2 separate regions of the Homo sapiens genome follow, and region 1 is linked to region 2. Evidence: chromatin loops called from intact Hi-C (ENCODE). Cell type or tissue: CD14-positive monocyte. All regions are shown on one strand. Each heading gives the region's core, and the rest is flanking DNA. Links, peaks and the distances in the headings are about the cores only.

Region 1 (8,670 bases), core at 354-8,353, 55 kb after region 2:
TACCTTGTTTATACTTCCTTTACCACATCTATCATCAAAATGCTAGGACATATTTCCCATTTATTTAATATTGTCTATCTTACTCAAAAGGAAGCACTATGAAAGCAACAACTTTTATCTGTTTTATTCACTGTTGTATACTCTGGGCTTAATACAGTACTTGACATAAAGATCCAGATGGGATCTCATCTTGTTGCCCAGGCTAGAGTGCAGTGGTGCAATCATGGCTGACTGCAGCCTCGACCTCCTGGGCTCAAGAAATCTACTGCTCAGCCTCCCAAGTAGCTGGGACTACAGGTATGTGCCACAATGCCTGGCTAATTTTTAAAATTTTTTTAGAGACATGGTCTCACTATGTTGCCCAGGCGGTCTGGAACTCCTGGGCTCAAGCAATCCCCCCACCTCAGCCTCCCAAAGTCCTGGGATTACAGGGGAGAGCCACCATGCCCAGCCTTTATTTATTTGACTCTTTTTTTGTTTTGTTTTTCACTTTCTTCCTGCAGCATTTTATTTGATTCTTAACAGATGATTTAATCCACTGATATCTCAAAGGACTAACTATCCAATGGAATGCCTGGATGAAACATAGGCACACAGTATCTTTTCCTCGGGGGGGAAAAATTTTTGTCACATAATTGATTCACTTTAGCAGAAAAATAATCATATACCAGGAATTTCTTCAGGAATCTTGAGTCTATCTTAAGAATCTACGGCCGGGCGCAGTGGCTCACGCCTGTAATCCCAGCACTTTGGGAGGCCGAGGCGGGCGGATCACGAGGTCAGGAGATCGAGACCATCCCGGCTAAAACGGTGAAACCCCGTCTCTACTAAAAATACAAAAAATTAGCCGGGCGTAGTGGCGGGCGCCTGTAGTCCCAGCTACTTGGGAGGCTGAGGCAGGAGAATGGCGTGAACCCGGGAGGCGGAGCTTGCAGTGAGCCGAGATCCCGCCACTGCACTCCAGCCTGGGCGACAGAGCGAGACTCCGTCTCAAAAAAAAAAAAAAAAAAGAATCTTGCAGGCCAGGAGTGTTGGCTCACACCTGTAATCCCAGCACTTTGGGAGGCTAAGACAGGTGGATCACAAGGTCAAGAATTTAAGACCAGCCTGGCCAACATGGTGAAACCCCGTCTCTACTAAAGATAAAAAAAAAAAAAAATTAGCCGGGCGTGGTGGCGGGCGCCTGTAATCCCAGTGACTTGGGAGGCTGAAGCAGGAGAATCACTTGAACCTGGGAGGCAGAGATTGCAGTGAGCCGAGATCATGCCATTGCACTCCAGCCTGGGCGAAAGGTTGAGACTCCGTGTCAAAAAAGAAAAAGAATCTTGCTTGAACAACACGTAATATACTGGCTAACAGTATGTTATATCAGTACTAAAAGATCTATATCGAAAAAAGAAAATGCCCAAATTATTAAGTCCTAAGACAGCAAAGCAGGGATCTTGTTTTGTCCATCACTGTATCCCAGTACCTAGAATAGTGCCTGGCACATAGTAAGCACTAAATAAATATATGAAGGCCGGGCACAGTGGCTCACGCCTGTAATCCCAGCACTTTGGGAGGCCAAAGCAGGAGGATTACCTGAGGTAGGAGTTCAAGACCAGCCTGGCCAACATGGTGAAACCCCGTCTCTACTAAAAATACAAAAATTAGCCGAGCGTGGTGGCGCATGCCTGTAATTCCAGCTACTCGGGAGGCTGAGGCAGGAGAATTGCTTGAGCCCAGGAGACGGAGTTTGCAGTGAGCCGAGATCGCGCCACTGCACTCCAGCCTAGCCGACAAGAGTGAGACTCTGTCTCAAAAAAAACAAAAAGAAGTTTTGATAGAAACTACAACAGGGTGGTGTCATGCACTGGTAGTCCCAGCTACTCAGGAGACTGAAACAGGAGAACGGCGTGAACCCGGGAGGCAGAGCTTGCAGTGAGCCGAGATCGCACCACTGCACTCCAGCATGGACAACAGAGCGAGACCCTGACTCAAAAAGAAAAAGCCAAACACGAAAACCTAGGCTAAAATGAAGAGGGAAAATACGAAATTGGAATTCACATGTGAGAAAAGATAAATAGTATGCTAAAAATTGAAAATGGAAAAAATATGTATACAAATAAGGACATTGCTTATATACACTTCAAAAGTGTATTTTACATATTCTTACCTATGAGGGAAGTAATCTGCTTTGCTATATTCTTTTTTGGAAATGAAGAAAATAAATAACTAAAATAATAACAAATACACATTATTTGCTTGCTGCATGGCACACATTATGCTAAACACATTATACATATCATCTCGTAGAATCCGCCAACTCTATGCTATAAATATTATCATTACTATATCACCATATTTTACAGTCAAGGAAACCAAAGATTGTAAGTATTTTGCTCAAAATTACAGTCAATAAGTTAGCAAAACTCAGATCTGAGCCTAATCAATCTGATTTCAGAGTCTATGATCTTAATGACTATTTGGGATTTTCAACAAATTGAGGGGAAATATACCAATGCAGATGCTGAGAGATTCATTCATTATTAAGACAACTAATTATACATTTTTAGATCTGGCTAGATACTTATTATAATCAAGGCCTGATTAACTAGAATGCTGAGTGGGTTACATTCTAGTAAAAATTTTCTGAGTAACTAAAATATAACCAAATATTTTATTGACATTAATCTTTGCTAGAAATTACTTTTATAACAATAGTTTTTTGTCTAAGAAAAGTATTTTGAACATATTTCCATCTTTATTTGATAGAAGATATCTAATTACAAAGGCCAACCTTATATAGCACTGAAGACACAGGAAATCATAAGAGAATGGGTTGAAAATTTACCGATCCAAATTACAGTGCACTCATCCTGCTGTGTCATACGTTCATACGTTTGCAGATGATCTCCCTCTACCTAGAACGCCCTCTCTTAAGTCTGAATGTCTCACACTTATCCTTTAAAGCCTGGCTCTTCCCACTTGTAGGAAGCCACCCTAACCTTTCCTTTCTCACCACAGATTGAATAACTTCCCCACCTTGGACAAAAACATTACATAGTATGTATCGTAGTATGTTTGTTAACATAGGCAAATGTATTACATAATATTACTGTAATATGTTTGTTAACATGCTCCTCCTATTAGAATTTTTTTTTTTTTTTGAGATGAAATCTCACTGTCACCCAGGCAGGAGTGCAGTGGCAAGATCTCGGCTCACCGCAACCTCTACCACCCAGGTTCAAGCAATTCTACTGCCACAGCCTCCCGAGTAGCTGGGACTACAGGCGTGTGCCACTACGCCTGGCTAATTTTTGTATTTTTAGTGGAGATGGGGTTTCACCATGTTGGCCAGGCTGGTCTCGAACTCCTGACCTCGTGATCTGCCCACCTCAGCCACTCAAAGTGTAAGCCACTGCGCCCGGCCCGAGTTTTTTTTTTTTTCCTTTAGAGACAGGGTCTCACTCTGTCACACAGGCTGGAGTAGAGTGGTGCGATTACAGTTTACTGCAGCCTCAATCTCCCAGGCTCAAGTGATTCTCTCACCTCAGCCTCCCAAGTAGCTGGGACCACAGGTGGATGCCACCACACTTGGCGAATTTTTTTTTTTTAATTTATGTATTTACTTTTTGTTTTGGAGACGGAGTTTCACTCTTCTTGCCCAGGCTGGAGTGCAATGGCACAATCTCGGCTCACTGCAACCTCTGCCTCTCGGGTTCAAGCGATTCTCCTGCCTCAGCCTCCCGAGTAGCTGGGATTAAAGGCGTGTGCCCCCACACAGGGCTAATTTTGTATTTTTAGTAGAGATGGGATTTCTCCATGTTGGTCAGGCTGGTCTCAAACTCCCAATCTCAGGTGATCCACCCGCCTCGTCCTCCCAAAGTGCTGGGATTACAGGCGTGAGCCACCATGCCCAGCCTGAATTTTTTATTTTTTTAGTAACCAGGTCTCCTTATGTTGCCCCCAGGCTGGTCTTAAACTCCTGGGCTCAAGCAATCCTCCTGCCTTGGCCTCCCACAGAGCTAGGATTACATCTGAGATTTAAAAAACAAAAACAAAAACAAAAAAAAACACTGTATGTCTTTTCCCCACACCTAAGCACAGAAATGGGTATGGTGGAAGCACTGGAAAAATGTTAGTCAGTGGAGTGAGGAATGAATGAATACAAAACAAACAAATGAATGGCTTGTTAAAGTAAATTAAACTCAGCTGGGTGTGGTGGCTCACACCTGTAATCGCAGCACTTTGGGAGGCTGAAGCGGGCAGATCACCTGAAGGTCAGAAGTTAGAGATCAGCCTGGCCAACATGGTGAAACCCCATCTCTACTAAAAATACAAAAATTTGCCGGGCATGGTGGCATACACCAGTAGTCCCAGCTACTCAGGAGGCTCAAACAGGAGAATCGCTTGAACTCAGGAGGAAGAGGTGCAGTGAGCCGAGATCGTGCCACTACACTTCAGCTTTGGGGACAGAGTGAGAAACCGTCTCAAAAAAAAAAAAAAAAAGAATTAAAGTCTGACCTACAGTTATTTGACTTTCTTCCTCTTAAAATTAAACACACAGGCCAGTGCAGTGGCTCACACCTGTAATGCCAACAGTTTGGGAGGCCGATGCGGGCTGATCACTTGAGGTCAAGAGTTCAAGATCAGCCTGGCCAACATGGTGAAACCCGGTCTCTACTAAAAACACGAAAATTCACTGGGCATGGTGGCTCGCACCTGTAGTCCAAGCTACTCAGGAGGCTGAGGCAGGAGAATCACTTGAACCCAGGAGGCAGAGGTTGCAGTGAGCCGAGATTGCGCCACTGCACTCCAGCCTGGGCAACAGAGTGAGACTCTGTCTCAAAAAAAAAAAAAAAAAAAAAATGGAAAACAAAAAAATGAAAATCTAGGGACTAAAAACTAGACATTTTTTAGCATCTTGTCGCTATGACTAAAAAACTGTAAGAAACCCTTTGTTTCTCTCTTGTGCATTTGAAAAAAGCTGATAAGCTATTCTGAATAGCATAGGAACTGTTCTAAATGTTCAATGCAAACATCGAAAAGCAATGATGTGAACTATTTACCTCATTTCTTCTTAGCTGGCACAGGGAATTCCCTACTGATAAGTAATATGGATTAGAAGTAGATGGTGTAAGTAGTTTAGTTCCAACTATGATCAGATACTTAAAAGTTATATAAACCTAACTATGAAGGAGTAATTCCTCACTTAACAGTGAAAAGAATTTTTAAATACTTAAGTATTTATGGATGAAATTATACAATAACTGGAAGATCTGCTTTAAAATAAGCAAGAGGGGAAGGAGGGACAGGGGCTGGTAGATGTGGAAACAGTGTGTTAACTGTGTTGATAACTGCTGAAGCTGGATGTTGAGTACATGAAGGCTCATTATACTATTCTCTTTATTTCTATATATGTTTGCAATTTGCCACATTAAAGAAATAAAAAGCTGACTGGGCATTGTGGCTCACATTTCTCAGCACTTTGGGAGGCCAAGGTGGGAGGACCACATGAGTCCAAGAGTTCAAGACCATCCTGGGCAACACAGTAAGACTCTACCTGTACATAAAATTTAAAAATTAACCAGATGTGGTGGCACATACATGTGGTGGCACATACCTGTGGTCCCAAACACTTGAGTGGCTAAAGTGGGAGGATCAACTGAGCCTGGGAATTCAAGTTCAGTCTGGGCAACACAGCCAGACCCCAGCTGTAAAAAATTATAAATATAAATATACATATATATACGTGTGTGTGTGTGTGTGTGTGTGTGTGTGTGTGTGTGTATGTGTATATATATATATTTTTTGAGACAGAGTTTCACTCTGTCACCCAGGCTGGAGTGCAGTGGCGTGATCTCAGCTCACTGCAACCTCCACCTCCCAGGTTCAACTGATTCTTCTGCCTTAGCCTCCCGAGTAGCTGGGACTACAGGCACATGCCACCTGCGCCTAATTTTTTATATTTTTAGTAGAGACGGGGTTTCACCACGTTAGCCAGGATGGTCTCGAACTCCTGACCTCGTGATCTGCCCACCTCGGCCTCCCAAAGTGCTGGGATGACAGGTGTGAGCCACTGCACCTGGCCAAAAATATTTTTAAATGAACAAAATTGCCCAGGTGTGGTAGCTCATGCCTATAATTCCAGCAATTTGGGAGTCTGAAGAGGGAGGACTGCTGAAGTTCGAGACCAGTGGGGGCAACACGGTGAGACTCCATCGCTACAAAAAAATTAAAAATTAGCCAGGCGTGGTGGCATGTGCCTGTAATCCCAGTTACTTGGGACAATGGAAGGACTGCTTGAGCCCAAGAGGTAGAGCATGCAGTAAGTTATGCTCGTACCACGGCACCCTAGCCTGGGTGACATAGTAAGACCCTGTCTCAAAAAAATTTTTTTAATTAGATGGAAAAAAGTATACAACCTTGTCATCAACTTGTGTATGTCTGAGGGCAAATGACTAAAGACTATGAAAAGCAAATATAATACTACAATAAAAATTTCATAGATTTCCAAACATGAAAACTTAGCTGTTCAATGAAAAAATACAACTCTGAAATAGCAGTAAGATTATTGGTTAAATTTCTGTCATCACTAGAAGTCATTATTTTATTTATTTATTTTTTTTTTGAGACAGAGTCTCGCTCTGTCACCCAGGCTGGAGTGCAGTGGCGCAGTCTTGGCTCACTGCAAGCTCCACCTCCCAGGTTCACACCATTCTCCTGCCTCAGCCTCCTGAGAAGCTGGGACTACAGGTGCCCATCACCATGCCCGGCTAATTTTGTTTTTTGGGTTTTTTTTTTGTATTTTTGGTAGAGACAGGGTTTCACCATGTTAGCCAGGATGGTCTCGTTCTCCTGACCTTGTGATCCGCCCACCTCGGCCTCCCAAAGTGCTGGGATTACAGGTGTGAGCCACCACGCCCGGCCTAGAAATCATTATTTTAAAGTTAATTTTGATAAATATCACATTCTGCCAATTACAGGCCTGATGAGGCAGTCACTAAAAAAGCGATTTCTAAAACGTGAAATATAAGACTATTATTAACTATGATGACAAGCAATAAGAAAATCTAGCCTCTTCATATGAAAAAATATAAATGAAAAAACACTAAAATTAATTTTAAGGAAAATGATAACAGAAACTAGCAGCATACCTCAAAACAAAACAAAAATGAACTAGTTGCATTTCCACCTCTTGCGGCACCCAGGTTTAAAATACTACATGCTGCTGAAAAGGCTGGCCTAAGCAGATCTCACAGCAGATTATAGTGAGGTTGTATACTACCTTTAAAAGACTCAGATCAATACACATTATTCAAATAGCAATACAAAGTTATTTTAAATGGAGACCACCACCACCACAATCTTACACATAGTAAGACTTCTCCACTGTGTGCTTCCACATTGTCTTGGGCAGAAATGAAGGTGGCCAATTCAATATTAATAAAGCATGGAGGAAGACTCAGAATAAAGACTCAAGTGGAATTGCTAATACTATAAAGACACAGTACCTAGCAAGTTATTAAGAAGTGATGTGCAGGTGCGGTGGCTCACACCTGTAATCCCAACACTTTGGGAGGCCGAGGCGGGTGGATCACCAGAGGTCAGGAGTTTGAGACCAGCCTGACCAACATGGCAAAACCCTGTCTTTACTAAAAATACATAAAAAATAGCCGGGCGTGGTGGCACACACCTGTAATCCCAGCTATTGGGGAGGCTGAGGCAGGAGAATCCCTTGAACCCAGGAGGCAGAGGTTGCAGCGAGCTGAGATCGCGCTGTTGCACTCTAGGCTGGACAACAAGAGCGAAACTCTCTCTCAAAAAAAAAAATTTAAAAAGTGATGTGCTGTATTCTATTTCACAATATAACTCAAGAGTAGAACATGAAAATCCTTTTCCTTTTTTTAAAGAGACAGTGTTTCACGCTATTGCCCAGGCTGGAGTGCAGTAGCACCACCATAGCTCACAGCAGCTTCCAACTCCTGGGTCAAGTAATTCCCCTGTCTCAGCCTCCAGAGTAGCTAGGACTGCAGGTGTTCATTCTAATTTTTTAACTTTCTGTAGAAATGGGGTCTTCCTATGTTGGCCAGGCTGGTATCAAACTCCTGGGCACAAGTGATCCTCCTGGCTCAGCCTCCCAAAGCACTGGGATCATAGGGATAACCCACTATGCCAGGCCCTAGGCCCCTTTTTCTTTTCTTTTTTTTTTTTTTTTGAGAGAGTCACTCTGTCGTCCAGGCTGGCGTACAGTGGTGGATCTCGGCTCACTGCAACCTCCACTTCAGGGATTCAAGAGATCCTCCTGCCTCAGCATCCCAACTGGCTGGGACTACCGGCACACACACCATGCCTGGCTAATTTTTGTACTTTTAGTAGAGACGGGGTTTTGCCACGTTGGCCAGGCTGGTCTCAAACTCCTGACCTCTGGTGAGCCACCCTCTTCAGCATCCCAAAGTGATTACAAGTGAGAGCCACCATGCCCAGCGACATCAAAACCTTTTTACATAAACGCACTGTAGAAATATATCCCAAAAGAAGGTAAGAAATATAAATGTTTGCCTTCTTCTCAAACCAATAGTTCCTTTATACAAAAACACCAGATGAGGCCGGGCGCGGTGGCTCACCCCTGTAATCTCAGCACTTTGGGAGGCCGAGGCGGGTGGATCATCTGTCAGGAGTTCCAGA
Region 2 (13,160 bases), core at 5,161-13,160:
CTTGAGCCAGGAGGTCAAGGCTGCAGTGAGCCATGAGCCATGATCACACCACTGCACTCTAACCTGGGAGACAGGGTGAGACCCTGATTCCAAAAAAAAAAAAAAAAAAAAAAAAAAAAAAAAAAAAAAAAAAAAAAGACTTCCTATTGCATTTGTTTATATTTGACTTATCTATTATTCTAAACGTCTTTTCACATGATTTTGCTGGCCATCTGTATTTCTCCTGCAGTGAAAAGCTGTTCAAGATCCTGGTCCATATTTTTCTAAATTGTGGAGGTCATTTCTAATTTAGATGGGCCCTTAATATAATACTTCTTTCTCACATGTTGCACATTTTTCCCAATTTACCAGCTCTCTTTCACCTACTATTCTTCTTGAAGTTAAAATCTTAAACAAAAGGTTTTAAAAATTTTTATTAAAAAGTGAAAGGCCCAGGCTGGTCTTGAACGCCTGGCCTCAAGCAATCTCCTGCCTCAGCCTCCCAAAGTGCTAGGACTACAGGTATGAGCCACTGTGCCTGGCCAAAATCTTTTATGTATTCAAATACTTATGAAAAACTGTACTAATTACCTCACATATTCCTTACAACCACCATATAGTGAAATTACTATAACTATCCTCATTTAAAAGATTAAAGAGTGGTTTAGACATTGGCTAACTTGCTCAAGGTCACTTAACCAGTAAATGATTAAGAAATAATTTAAACATAGTCTGATTTCATAACTAAAGTGCTTAATCACTGCATTAAATAAAATAGTCTCTTTAACTTTATAGGTTTGTTTTGGGGTTTTTTCTCTCTCTCATTTTTTTGAGACTGAGTTTAGCTCTATCACCCAGGCTGGAGTGCAGTGGCTCAACCTCGGCTCACTGCAACCTCCGTCTCCTGGGTTCAAGCAATTCTTGTGCCTCAGCCTCCCAAGTAGCTAGCTGGTTTACAGGGACCCACCACCACGTCTGGCTGATTTTTATATTTTTAGTAGAGATGGAGTCTCACCATGTTGGCCAGGCTGGTCTCGAACTCTGGACCTCAAGCGATCCACTCACCTCAGCCTCTCAATGTGCTGGGATTACAGGCGTGAGTCACCGTACCCAGCTCTCTTTTTTTCATTCATGAAAAAATATATTCCAGCCTAAGGTGGAATATAGTTTTGTTTACTTTTTTTTTTTTTTTTTTTTGATGGAGTTTCACTCTTGTTGCCCAGGCTAAGAGTGCAATGGTGCAATCTTGGCTCACCGCAACCTCTGCCTCCCAGGTTGAAGTGATTCTCCTGCCTCAGCCTCCCGAGTCGCTGGGATTACAGGCATGTGCCACTGCACATGCACAGAATGCCTGGCTAATTCTGTATTTTTGGTAGAGACAGGGTTTCTCCACATTGGTCAGGCTGGTCTCGAACTCCCAACCTCAGCCGCCAGCCTCGGCCTCCCAAAGTGCTGGGATTACAGGCGTGAGCCACCACGCCCAGTCTTGTTTTCTTATACTTGGAAAAATCATGTCCTTCTAGACGACAATCTTCACTACACTTTCAATTAATTATTTTTCGGTTTCTTTTCGTTTTTCCTTTATTTGCCATGTTAAATTCTAAAAATATAATCTGGGGGTAGGGAAGCAGCCTTTATTCCAAAAGGTTTGCTCATTGTTCTAAGAACATTGCTCATTGTTCTAAGAACATTACTCATTTCATGCCCATTGATTATTTATAATTAATGTAATGTAATAACATACTTATTACATATTCTTATTCGTATTTGGATCTTACTCTAAATTCCTAAGGTTTTGTTTCATTCATATTTATGATTATTATTGTGCCACTAATATATGGATATTATAACTTCATAATAACGTTTGAATATTTGAAAACAAGTAGGTTTTTTTTTTTTCTTGTATTCCTATAGAAATTCTCTATTTTATTTACAACATTACTGAGATTTAACTCACATGCCATAAAATTCACCTTGTTTTTGTTTGAGACAAGGCCCGGTTCTGTTGCCCAGGCTAGAGTGCAGTGTCAATCTCAGCTTGCCACAACTTTTGCCCCCCCAAGCTCTAGCCAACATCCCACCTCAGCCTCTCAAGTAGCTGGGATCACAGGAATGCAACACCATGCCTGGCTAATTTTTTCTAGAGATAAGACACTCACTTTGTTGCCCAGGCTGGTCTCGAACTCCTGAGCTCAAGTGATCTGGCTACCTCAGCCTCCCAAAGTGTTGGAATTACAAGCATGTGCCACTGCACCCAACCAAATTCACCCTTTTAAAGTGCACAATTCAGTGGGTTTTTTTTAACTATAGTTACAGAATTGTGCAAATATCACCACTACTTTAATAACCTTTTCATCGGACTGTTTTTCCATACGTATACTTCCTCACAAACTTGAGATATGATTGAAGTTTTTAAAAAACCTCACATGGCTTTAACTTTGTATCTTAATGTAGAAAAACATATCTCAACATTAACTTTAGCTCTACAATAACAAAGTAAATGTATTTAGTCAAGCTTTTTCGTGTTTCTGGGTATTTATATCTATATAAATCCTAAACATGTGCTGTTAAATATATTTCTAAGTATTTCATAGATTCTGCTGTTTCTTTTATTAATAAATTCTTCTTGCTGTTACAGAATACTTTCTAACTATAACTGATAGTATTCAAGAACACTTGATTTCATTTTATAATATTAAATTCTTGCTTCATCAATAATTCATTTTTCAGGGGGGGCATGGCGGTTCACGCCTGTAATCCCAACACTTTGGGAGGCTGAGGCAGGAGGATCACCTGAGGTTGGGAGTTCAAGACCAGCCTAGCCAACATGGTGAAACCCCATCTCTACTAAAAATACAAAAAAAAAAATTAGCTGGGTGTGGCAGTGTGTGCCTGTAATCCCAGCTACTTGGCAGGCTGAGGCGGAAGAATAGCTTGAACCAGGGAGGCAGAGGTTGCAGTGAGCTGAGATCGTGCCACTGCACTCCAGCCTGGGGGATAGAGCAAGACTCCATCTCAAAAAAAAATTTTTTTTTCATTTTTTCAGCAAGTATTTACTAAGTACCTACTATTGAGCACTGAGGATAACAGCAGTTAAAAAAAAATCCAAAAACATCTTCCTCCATGGAGATGTCATTGTAATGCATGAGCAAAGTAGAGAAAATAAGTAAAATATTTGGTATATCAGATGATAAAATGCACTATGGAGAAAATCAGAGCATGGAGGAATTGAAAAGGCCAGGGATGGAAAGAATTTACAATGTTAAAACGGGCTGTCGGAAAGTTCTGATTGAAAACTCAATTGTGCAGAAATGAAAAGGAGGTGAAAGACAAAGATGGATCCATGTAGGTATGTGGGAAAAAACAGGAACCAAGAAAGCAAAGGCCCTGAGCCAGGAGCTTGTCTGTTTAAAGAACAATAAAGAATCCATGTTTGCAGTACTAGAGTAAGCAAGAGAAGAGTAATGTTGCAGGTGGTAGGAAAATGGACATTTTTCAGTCCAAGAAAGAGGAAGCCATTCGAAGATTTTATGAAGAGGTATATGACTTGACCATTCATTCAACAATATTTATGGGTACTTACTGTTGTGGATATGTCAAGGAAAAGACAGACAATTGCAGAGAGGACAGTAAAGAAAAAACACAAAAAACTTTTAAAGATTATTATTTGTTAGAAGGTGGCAAGTGTTAGGGGATAAACAGCAAGTGAATACTAGGAGAGGGCTTGCAAAATTAATTAGGCAATTAGGTTATGCTGCGATGATCAGCTAACATTTTAGTAACGACAGAAGTGAGGAAATTATTAACTCACTTAGAGGAAGACTGAAAATGATGATCAGGAGTTTAGTTTGAGACATGTTAAAATTGAAATACTTACTAAACATCAAAGTAGAGAAGCCTAAGAAGAAAGATTCAAATTTAGAAGTCAACAGCATATTGACATTTAAAAGCTTGAGACTGGACATAACCGAGTGAGGGTGAATGTAAACCGAACAGTAAACTAAGGACTGATAACACCAAGGTATTGTAACATTAAAGATCATGAAGATTGAGAAGCCAGAAAAGAATAAGGAAAAAGAGAGAGAGAGAGAGAGAGAGAATGAATGTGTGGTATCTTGGAACCCAAATGAAGCACATATTTCCAGGAGCGACAAATGCTGCTGACAAGTCAAGTAGAAATGAGAACATACATTTGTTTGTTGGATTGGAGTCACTGGTAATCATGCAACAGCAGTTCCTTTATTAAGGAGCAAAAACCTGGTTGAAATGGGTTTGAAAGAGAATGGAAAGAGAAATCTAAAAAGTAAGTAAAGAATAGCAAGGGAAACAGTGAAGTGGGGTGACAGCTAGATGATGAAGTAGAATCAAAGTACGGTGTGTGTTACCTAACAATGGGGATAAATTCTAAGAAATGTCTCTAAGAAATGTGATTTTTGTCATTGTATGATCATAGTGTGTAATTACACAAATCTAGATGATATAGCCTGCCACACACCTAAGCTGTATAGAATAACCTATTGCTCCTAGGCTACTAACCTGTACAGCGTGGTACTGTACTGAACACTATAGGCCACTGCAAAAAAAATAGGATTTTTGTATATAAACATAGAAAAGGTACAGTAAAAATATGGTATAAAAGATAAAAATCTACTTATAGAAAATATAAGTACACCTGTATAGGGTACTTATCATGAATGGAGCTTGCAAGACTGTACGACACTCTGGGAAAGTCAGTGAATGCTCAGTGACTGTGAAGGGCTAGGACATTACTGTACACTACTGTTGACTTTATAAACACTGAACACTTAAGCTACATTAAATTTTTAAAAATTTCCCTTCGTCAATAATAAATTCATCTGGCTGGGCACAGCAGCTCAACGCCTGTAATCCCAGTACTTTGGGAGGCTGAGGCCAGCGGATCACTTGAGGTCAGGAGTTTGAGACCAGCCTGGACAACATGGCAAAACTGTGTTTCTACTAAAAATACAAAAATTAGCTGGTCATGGTGGCAGGAGCCTGTAATCTCAGCTACTCGGGAGGCTGAGGCAGGAGAATTACTTGAACCCAGGAGGCGGAGGCTGCAGTGAGCCGAGATCGTGCTATTGCACTCCAGCCTGGGCAACAAGAGCAAGACTGTCTCAATTAAAAAAAAATAAATAAATAAAACAAAACAAATTAACCTTAGCTTCCTTTTTTACTTTATTACCTTTTACATTTTTTTACTTTCTGACTCTTTTGTAGTAACAGCTTAAAATGCAAATATAACATACAGCTGTACAAAATCTTTTCTTTGTATCTTTACAATTATTTATTTAAAAATTTTTAAATTTGTTTTTACCTTTTCAACTTTTTTGTTAAAAACTAAAACACAAACAAACATTAGCTTAAGTCTACACAGGGTCAGGATCATCAAGACATCATTAGGTGACAGGAATTTTTCAGCTCCATTATACTCTTATGGGACCACCAAAATGTGATCTGTCATTGATCCAAACATGATTACGCAGCACGCGACTGTAGTTTCTTTTGAATGTGGAAAATGACATCTTTGTCTTCTCAAAGTAAATGTAGCCATAAAAAGAAAAAAGACATGCACTCATGAAGTTTAATATATATGTATGCATGTATATGCGTGTATGGTAATATAAAATCTACTACAGAACTACCGGTTCTAATGGAATTGACTGAATAATTCCATCTTTCATCCTCTGATTTGAAATGCTACACTTCCCATGTACTAAATCCTCACGTATACACGAGTCTACTACTAGTTTTTCTTTTCTTCTTCCTTTTTCTTTTTGAGGTGGAGTCTTGCTCTGTCACATAGGCTGGAGTTCAGTGGCAAGAACGTGGCTCATTGTAGCCTTGACCTCCTGGGCTCAAGCAATCCTTCCACCTCAGCCTCCTGAGTAGCTGGGATCACAAGCATGTGCAATCACGCTTGGCTATTTTTTTTTTTTAATTTTTGTAGAGAGGTGGGGGTCTCACTATGTTGCCCAGGCTGGTCTCAAACTCCCGGGCTCGGGCAATTCTCCCGTCACAACCTCCCAAAGTGCTGAGATTACAGGTGTAAGCCACCCCACCCAGCCAATTATTAGATTTTCTATTCGGCGTCAGTGATTTTCCGTCTGCCAGTCCACCACAACCACAATATTCTAACCCTTTTAATTTCTGTTTTATTATCTAATAAGCCTGATTTCTAGTTACTGTTCTTTTCAGAAAAGTTGTGGCTACTCTTGCTTATTTTTCCATACAAACCTTACAAGTAACTTATCTAGTGCCAATTTGATTTGTTTAAAATTTTGATTCTTAAACTTGCAGACACCCAGAAGAAGTGAAAGCAGGAACTGGAACAGGTATTTGTAAATCCATGTTCATGGAAGCATTAGTTAGTCACAACAGCCAAAAGCAGGCTGCTTCACAGTTCATCAATGGATGAATAAATGAAATATGGTATATACAACTGATTCTTGAACAACAAAAGTTTGAACTGTGCAGGCTTCATAGCATATGGAGATTTTCTTCCACCTCTGCTACCCCTTAGACAGCAAGACCAACCCCTACTCTTCCTCCTTGGCCTATTCAAAATGAAGACGATAAGGATGACAACCTTATCAACTTCAACTTAACGAACAGTGTAAATATTTCATTTTCTATTCTCTTACTTTAAGAATATAGTACATAATACATATAACATTAAATATGTGTTAACAGGCTATGTTATCGTTAAGGCTTCTGGTCAACAGTAGACTATTAGCAGTTACGTTCTGGGGGAGTCAAAAGTTATACTTGGATTTTCAACTGTGTGTGGAGTTGGTGCCCATAACTTCAGCATTGTTAAAGGGTCAAATGTACACACAATGGAATATTATTCAGCCATAAAAGAAGAAAATTCTTTTTTTTTTTTTTTGAGACGGAGTCTCACTCTGTCGCTCAGGCTGGAAGTGCCGTGGCACGATCTCGGCTCACTGCAAGTTCCGCCTCCCGGGTTCATGCCATTCTCCTGCCTCAGCCTCCTGAGTAGCTGGGACTACAGGCGCCTGCCACCAGGCATGGCTAATTTTTTTTTGTATTTTTAGTAGAGACAGGGTTTCACCGTGTTAGCCAGGATGGTCTCGATCTCCTGACCTTGAGATCCACCCGCCTCGGCCTCCCAAAGTGCTGGGGTTACAGGCGTGAGCCACCACGCCCGGCCAAAAGAAAATTCTAACGAATGCTAAAACATGGATAAACTTTAAAGATACTATGCTAAGTGAAACAAGCCAGTCACCAGCAGACAAATATTGCATGATTCCACTTACATATGAGGTAACCAGAACAGTCAAATTCATAAAGACAGAAAACAGAATAGTGGTTGCCAGGGGCTTCTAGGAGGGGTAACAGGGGAGTCACTGTTCAATAGATACACAATTTCAGTTGCAGAAGATTAAAAAAAAACTGTAGAGAAGAACGGATGGTGAGGGCTGCAAAACAATGTAAATGTACTTAATGTTACCTCAGCCTCCTGAGAAGACGGGACTACAGGCACACACCACCATGCATGGCTAGTTTTTTTGGTTTTTGTTTGTTCATTTTTTTGTTTTGTTTTGTTTTTTGTATTTTGAGACAGAGTTTCGCTTTTGTTGCCCAGGCTGGAGTGCAATGGCATTATCTCGGCTCACCGCAACCTCTGCCTCCCGGGTTCAAGCGATTCTCCTCCCTCAGCCTTCCAAGTAGCTGGGATTACAGGTGTGTGCCACCACGCCTGGCTAATTTTGTAGTTTTAGTCGAGATGGGGTTTCTCCATGTTGGTCAGGCTGGTCTTGAACTCCCGAACTCAGGTAATCTGCCTGCCTCAGCCTCCCAAAGTGCTGGGATTACAGGCATAAGCCACTGTGCCTGACCAGCCGGCTAGTTTTTAAAAATGTTTTGTAGAGACAGGGTCTCTCTATGTTGCCCAGGCTGGTCTTGAACTCCTTGGCATCAGCCACTGCGCCTGGCCCAGAAAACACTTTCAAGAAAAGTACGCTTCAGTTTGTGGCATATAATCAAAAGAGAACCAAAACATCTGAGAACAGGAGTAAAAAAAAAAAAAAAAAGCCAAAAAGAAATATTAAAGAAAATTAAACATATAGGTCAAGAATGCATTTTAATAGAAAGTCACCAAATATTTTCTTTTCAAAAGCAGACCACAATGGGCTTTTCTTAAATTACAAAACCATTAGATGCTGAACTTGAATTTTATATTCCACACTGAAGCCCCAAATTCTATCCTCATTATATGGCCCTCATAGGATCAAGAGTAAGCCAAAACATGTTACTAGCATAATTTCTTAAATAAATTATGATAAAATAATGGCAATACTAATATAGAAATCATCATGTGATGTAAACTTCCACCACCCAAGAAGTTCTTCTTGCTATATAATTTAAGGAATAGACATAAGGTGTCAATTTGTCCCAGTGGCAGAGGACAAAGTCTTCAGGGTCTTTTTAACACCTCTTTTATTCCCAACATGAAAAACCACTGCAAATCTGACTTCATCTATAGTCTTTCTCACAGGATTTCTCCCTATCCCCATCTAACTAGTTACGAAAGAGGTACAATTTTGAACTATGTACTCAGTGATTTTGACTCACAAAGTGAGGTCAGAGAGGAAACTTTTCTTTCATCATTAAGTTTCATCTTGTCTTCCTATTAATGAATTTTCATAAAAGTTCCAGGTTTTGTCATCTTATCATATAGGACCTTTAATTCTGATGTCTCTCAAAAAGCTTTCATTCATTTCCATACAGCTGTAGCTCAGAATTAATTAGTAATGTGTAATTATTGAGCAGCCGTATGTGAGGATCTCTGGAGTGATTTACAATCATTAAAATGAAATCAAAGATATGAGCAGACAACCATAAAAAGCAGTATACGAATTAGTGAGTGAAAGTAATGATATTTAGGCTTAATTCTCTGGGACTAAAGAAGATATACCTTCTAACAATTTGGTTCAATAATGATTTTTTTTTTCCATTAGCAAGATCAACAATGAAATGAGAAACATTCACATTCACCATATATACACCATTAAAACAAACCACAATACAGACTCCAGCAGATATCCTAGCTATGAAAGTGAACTCTTCAATCAGCCAAATGCAGTACTGATTAGGGAAGTTCCTACTACATAATGAAAGCAAGAATTGAGGATGAACCTGATTAAACTAATTACGGTAGTTTTAATCTTCCTGGCACATTTATAGCAGAGGCTGCAGAGCCCAATGGCAGGGATTTGCTTTGCCCTTCCATTTAAGGGAGCTCATGCTTCCGTAATAGAAGTCATTTTGAGAAAAGAGTGACATCCTGTTTTATCTCCAAGGCTTTAGGACAGATCACAGCCCCTTAGCTGTCTATTTTGTGTATGTAAAGGGGGAAGAAAGGTTTTACTGAAATGTAAAGATCCAGGATAATTTGCATAATTGCTGCTGCCATGGAGAAGCTGGGCTCTGTGCCAACTGTTCTCTTCTCTACCATAAAAATACCTCTAGCTTAAGCAGCTTTTAAAGTAAACAATCAAGATGAAGGTAAGACTACAGAATCCATCATAGCAAGACTCAGAGATACCTACATACAATCGGGTCTTCTTGCTTGAATAGCATTTGTCAACAAGAACATGGAAGTGAAAACGCAGCAGTCAAATAATGTAGACATGCATTCTGGACCTCTTCATAAATAGGCATAAGGAAAAAAAAAAGCACTCTGAGATGGCACGCAGCCCATAGGGCACAAGTAAGATGACAGAATGTGCCTATCTTCTCCTATTAACAAGTCCCAAATTCTCTGGTAAGAGCTGAGGAGCCTAGACTGGGCGTGGTGTCTCACACCTGTAATCCCAGAATTTTGGGAGGCCTAGGCGTGCAGATCACTTGAGGCCAGGAGTTTGATACCAAACTGGTCAACATGGCGAAACCCTGTCTCTACTAAAAATACAAAATTAGCCGAACATGGTGGCACATGCCTGTAATCTCAGCTACTCAGGAGACTGAGGCATGAGAATCGCTTGAACCTGGGAGGCAGAGGTTGCAATGAGCTGATATTGCACCACTGCACTCCAGCCTGGGCGACAGAATGAGACTCTGTCTCTAAATAAAAAGAAACTATATTTAAAAAAAAAGAGCTAAGGAGCCTAAACACAAAGAATTGGTTTAAAAAATAAAAACAAAACAAAAGGCAATTGGAAAAACACAATACCCCATAGTATTAATAATAAAATTGTTTGACTTGGGTTCATATGGTACCACCTATTTGGGGTAAGTCATTAAGATGTGTTAAACTCTTTCAAAAGGTGTTTGACATCTAAAAATGTTTTGTCTTTCTTCCTTATTTTTAAAATCAGAAATGGGGTCTTGTTACGTTGCCAAGGATGGATTTAAACTCCTGGCCTCAAGCAATCCTCCTGCCTCAAGTCTTCTGAGTAACTGGGATTACAAGCCTAAGCCACCATGCCCAACTTCAAAATGTTTTCTTAAACTAAGATTACTTTCAGATGTTCCTAATTATTTATTACATATTGTCTCACTCTATCACCTAGGCTGGAGTGCAGTAGCACAATCTCAGCTCACTGCAATCTCCACCTCCCGGTTTCAAGTGATTATCGTACTCCATCCCTCCAAGTAGCTGGGACTACAGGTGGGTGTCACCATTCCTGGCTAATTTTTATATTTTTAGTAGAGACCAGGTTTTGCCATGTTGACTAGGCTGGTCTTGAACTCCTGACCGCGGGTGATCTGCCCACCTTGGCATCCGCAATTTCTTAAAAATAGCAATCTACAGATTGTTTTATTCATTCATTTTTTTGAGACAGAGTCTCGCTCTGTCACCAGGCTGAAGCGCAGTGGCGCAATCTCGGCTCACTGCAACCTCCACCTCCCGGGTTCAAGCGATTCTCCTGCCTCAGCCTCCCAAGTAGCTGAGACTACAGGCACACGCCACCATGCCCAGCTAACTTTTGTATTTTTAGTAGAAACGGGGTTTCACCATGTTGGCCAGGATGGTCTCGATCTATTGACCTCATGATCCGCCTGCCTCAACCTCCCAAAATGCTGGGATTACAGGCATGAGCCACTGCACTCGGCCTAGAGATTGTTTTAAATAGGCATGAAAGTTTTACTATATATTTTTAGCAAATGAGAGAAGAGGAAATATTTGAGTAATACAGTTATGACAGTTTTCTTTTCTTTTCTTTTCTTTTTTTTTTTTTTTTTGAGACAGAGTCTCACACTGTCATCCGGGTTGGAGTGCAATGGCGCGATCTTGGCTCACTGCAACCTCCGCCTCCCGGGTTCAAGCAACTCTTCTGCCTCAGCCTCCCGAGTAGCTGAGATTATAGGCACGCACCACCACACCCAGCTAATTTTTTGTATTTTTAGTAGAAATGGGGTTTCACCATGTTGGCCAGGATAGTCTCGATCTCTTGATCTTGTGATTCGCCCGCCTTGGCCTCCCAAAGTGCTGGGATTACAGGCATGAGCCACCGCGCCCGGCAGATAGTGTATTCAAAAGCAAAATCTTAGGAATAAGGAAATAAATACTCACATTCTCAAGCTATATTTTAAGCACTGAATTTTTGGTAATGATGATGGTATTTGTTTTATGCTTACAGATCTTTTCTTCAGTCTTACTGAACTGTTTTTAAAGCATTTTCTGTGTTGCTCATAAAAAGCACAAACTTAAAAGATCACCCTGACACTGAAGGAGCCAAAGAAATAGAGAAATCAATTAATAATTATTATACAATGTGCTATATGTTAAAAACAGAAATATATGCAATGGAAACACAGAGGATAGAGTAACCTCCTAGAAAGGTTCAGGGAACGTTTCACAGAATTGGGGGATGTCTAAGCTGAGTCTTTCCATTCCCTCATCCTCCTTCCTTTCTCCTTGCACAGTGAAACTTTTTTATCCTTTTTGCTTTTTATTTAGAAATTTAGTGATTAAATTTGCTTTTCTAATTTTTCTCATTTATCTTAGGTAATTTTAGTTATCGAGGTTGAGACAAATAGAATTTTTAAGAGTTACCAAGTATGCTTAGGAGAATTTCCATATTTCATAATTCCTAACCTTCATAATTGCCCTAACCGTTATAATCAACAAACAGCTTAGAAAGAAAGGTTACCAAGCTCCCCTGCCTTGGCTTATAATTTTCAGCATCTGCTTTTGATCTCCTCAGCAATCTTTTGGAGCCCCCAGCCCGTAAAATCAAAGACTAGGCAAGGAACTACACAATAATCACACTCAGTAATTTTGCTAAGAAATGAAAAAGTGAGGCTGAGAAGCAGGTGCCATTTTGTTTCACTGTTTTTACTGTGAGAGTTACTATCAAATCCTACAGAAAGATGTTAGGATCATTTTTGTGCCTTCATATATATCCTCAGATGTTAGTAATTCAATGTAGCTTCACTCAATACAGCTAAAATATTCTAGTGTATCTACCATCTGTGCATTTTTGTCAAAATGCCTTTGTGTACCTCCTAAACTCTGACTTCCTAATATAGTAGAACTTTTTATTGCAAGCTTGTATACTTTGATATGTTTTCCAAAAATAAAAGTAAAATATACATAGTAAATTAGGACTTGGCTGTTAAAAAATAAACACTAGTTCAGTACCTGTTTTGTTTCAAAAGTGAGTTCTGGTTACAATTTCACCTTAATAACATTTCTGACATCTTTGTTGACATTATCTTCTTTTAATAATCAGTATTCTCTCAATTTAGGTCATTGATTTTAGAGAAACTAAAGCATTAGTATGCATAATCCAGATTATAGAAAGATCCGTATTTACATTAAGCAGTTCCAGGGAAGCCACAGTTAATATGTAAACTACCACCCTCTTCCCTGTAAGTCCTTATCCAATCATATATTCCACTTCATCTCTCTATCACCTAGGCTGCAGTACAGTGGCATGAACACAACTTACTGCAGCCTCGACCTCCTGTGCTCAAGTGATCCTCCTGCCTCAGCATCCTGAGTAGCTGGGACAACAGGTGTAAGCCACCATGCCTGGCTAACATTTGTATTTTTTGTACAGGGGGGTTTCACCATGTTGCCAGACTGGTCTTGAACTCCTGAGCTCAAGCCACCCACCCACCCTGGCCTCCCTAAGTGCTAGGATTACAGGTGGGAGCCACCATGTCCAGCCCATAACTCTTGACAT

Evidence for each region. Peaks named below come from ENCODE experiments on the same cell type or tissue, not always from the same donor. Only the 100,000 strongest peaks of a DNase experiment are listed, where the experiment ranks them.
Region 1: a loop joins it to region 2, with 2.3 times the contacts of the local background. A loop is called at or near these places in 8 of 110 quality-filtered maps.

Annotation. Positions count from the first base shown.
Region 1 is chr1:155,550,668-155,559,337 of GRCh38, forward strand. All of the region lies in intron 1 of ASH1L (ASH1 like histone lysine methyltransferase), which reads right to left. Among named protein-coding and RNA genes, the nearest start is that of ASH1L-AS1, 7.0 kb to the right of the region's middle. In CD14-positive monocyte, for the core only: no CTCF peak of the experiment used is centred there; no DNase peak of the experiment used is centred there; H3K4me3 peaks cover 764 bases; H3K27ac peaks cover 1,668 bases.
Region 2 is chr1:155,490,878-155,504,037 of GRCh38, forward strand. The region is part of intron 2 of ASH1L (ASH1 like histone lysine methyltransferase); the gene reads right to left. Among named protein-coding and RNA genes, the nearest start is that of ASH1L-AS1, 65 kb to the right of the region's middle. RefSeq lists enhancers at 9,137-9,638, 9,319-9,488. In CD14-positive monocyte, for the core only: no CTCF peak of the experiment used is centred there; a DNase peak (open chromatin) is centred at 8,584; H3K4me3 peaks cover 832 bases; H3K27ac peaks cover 3,539 bases.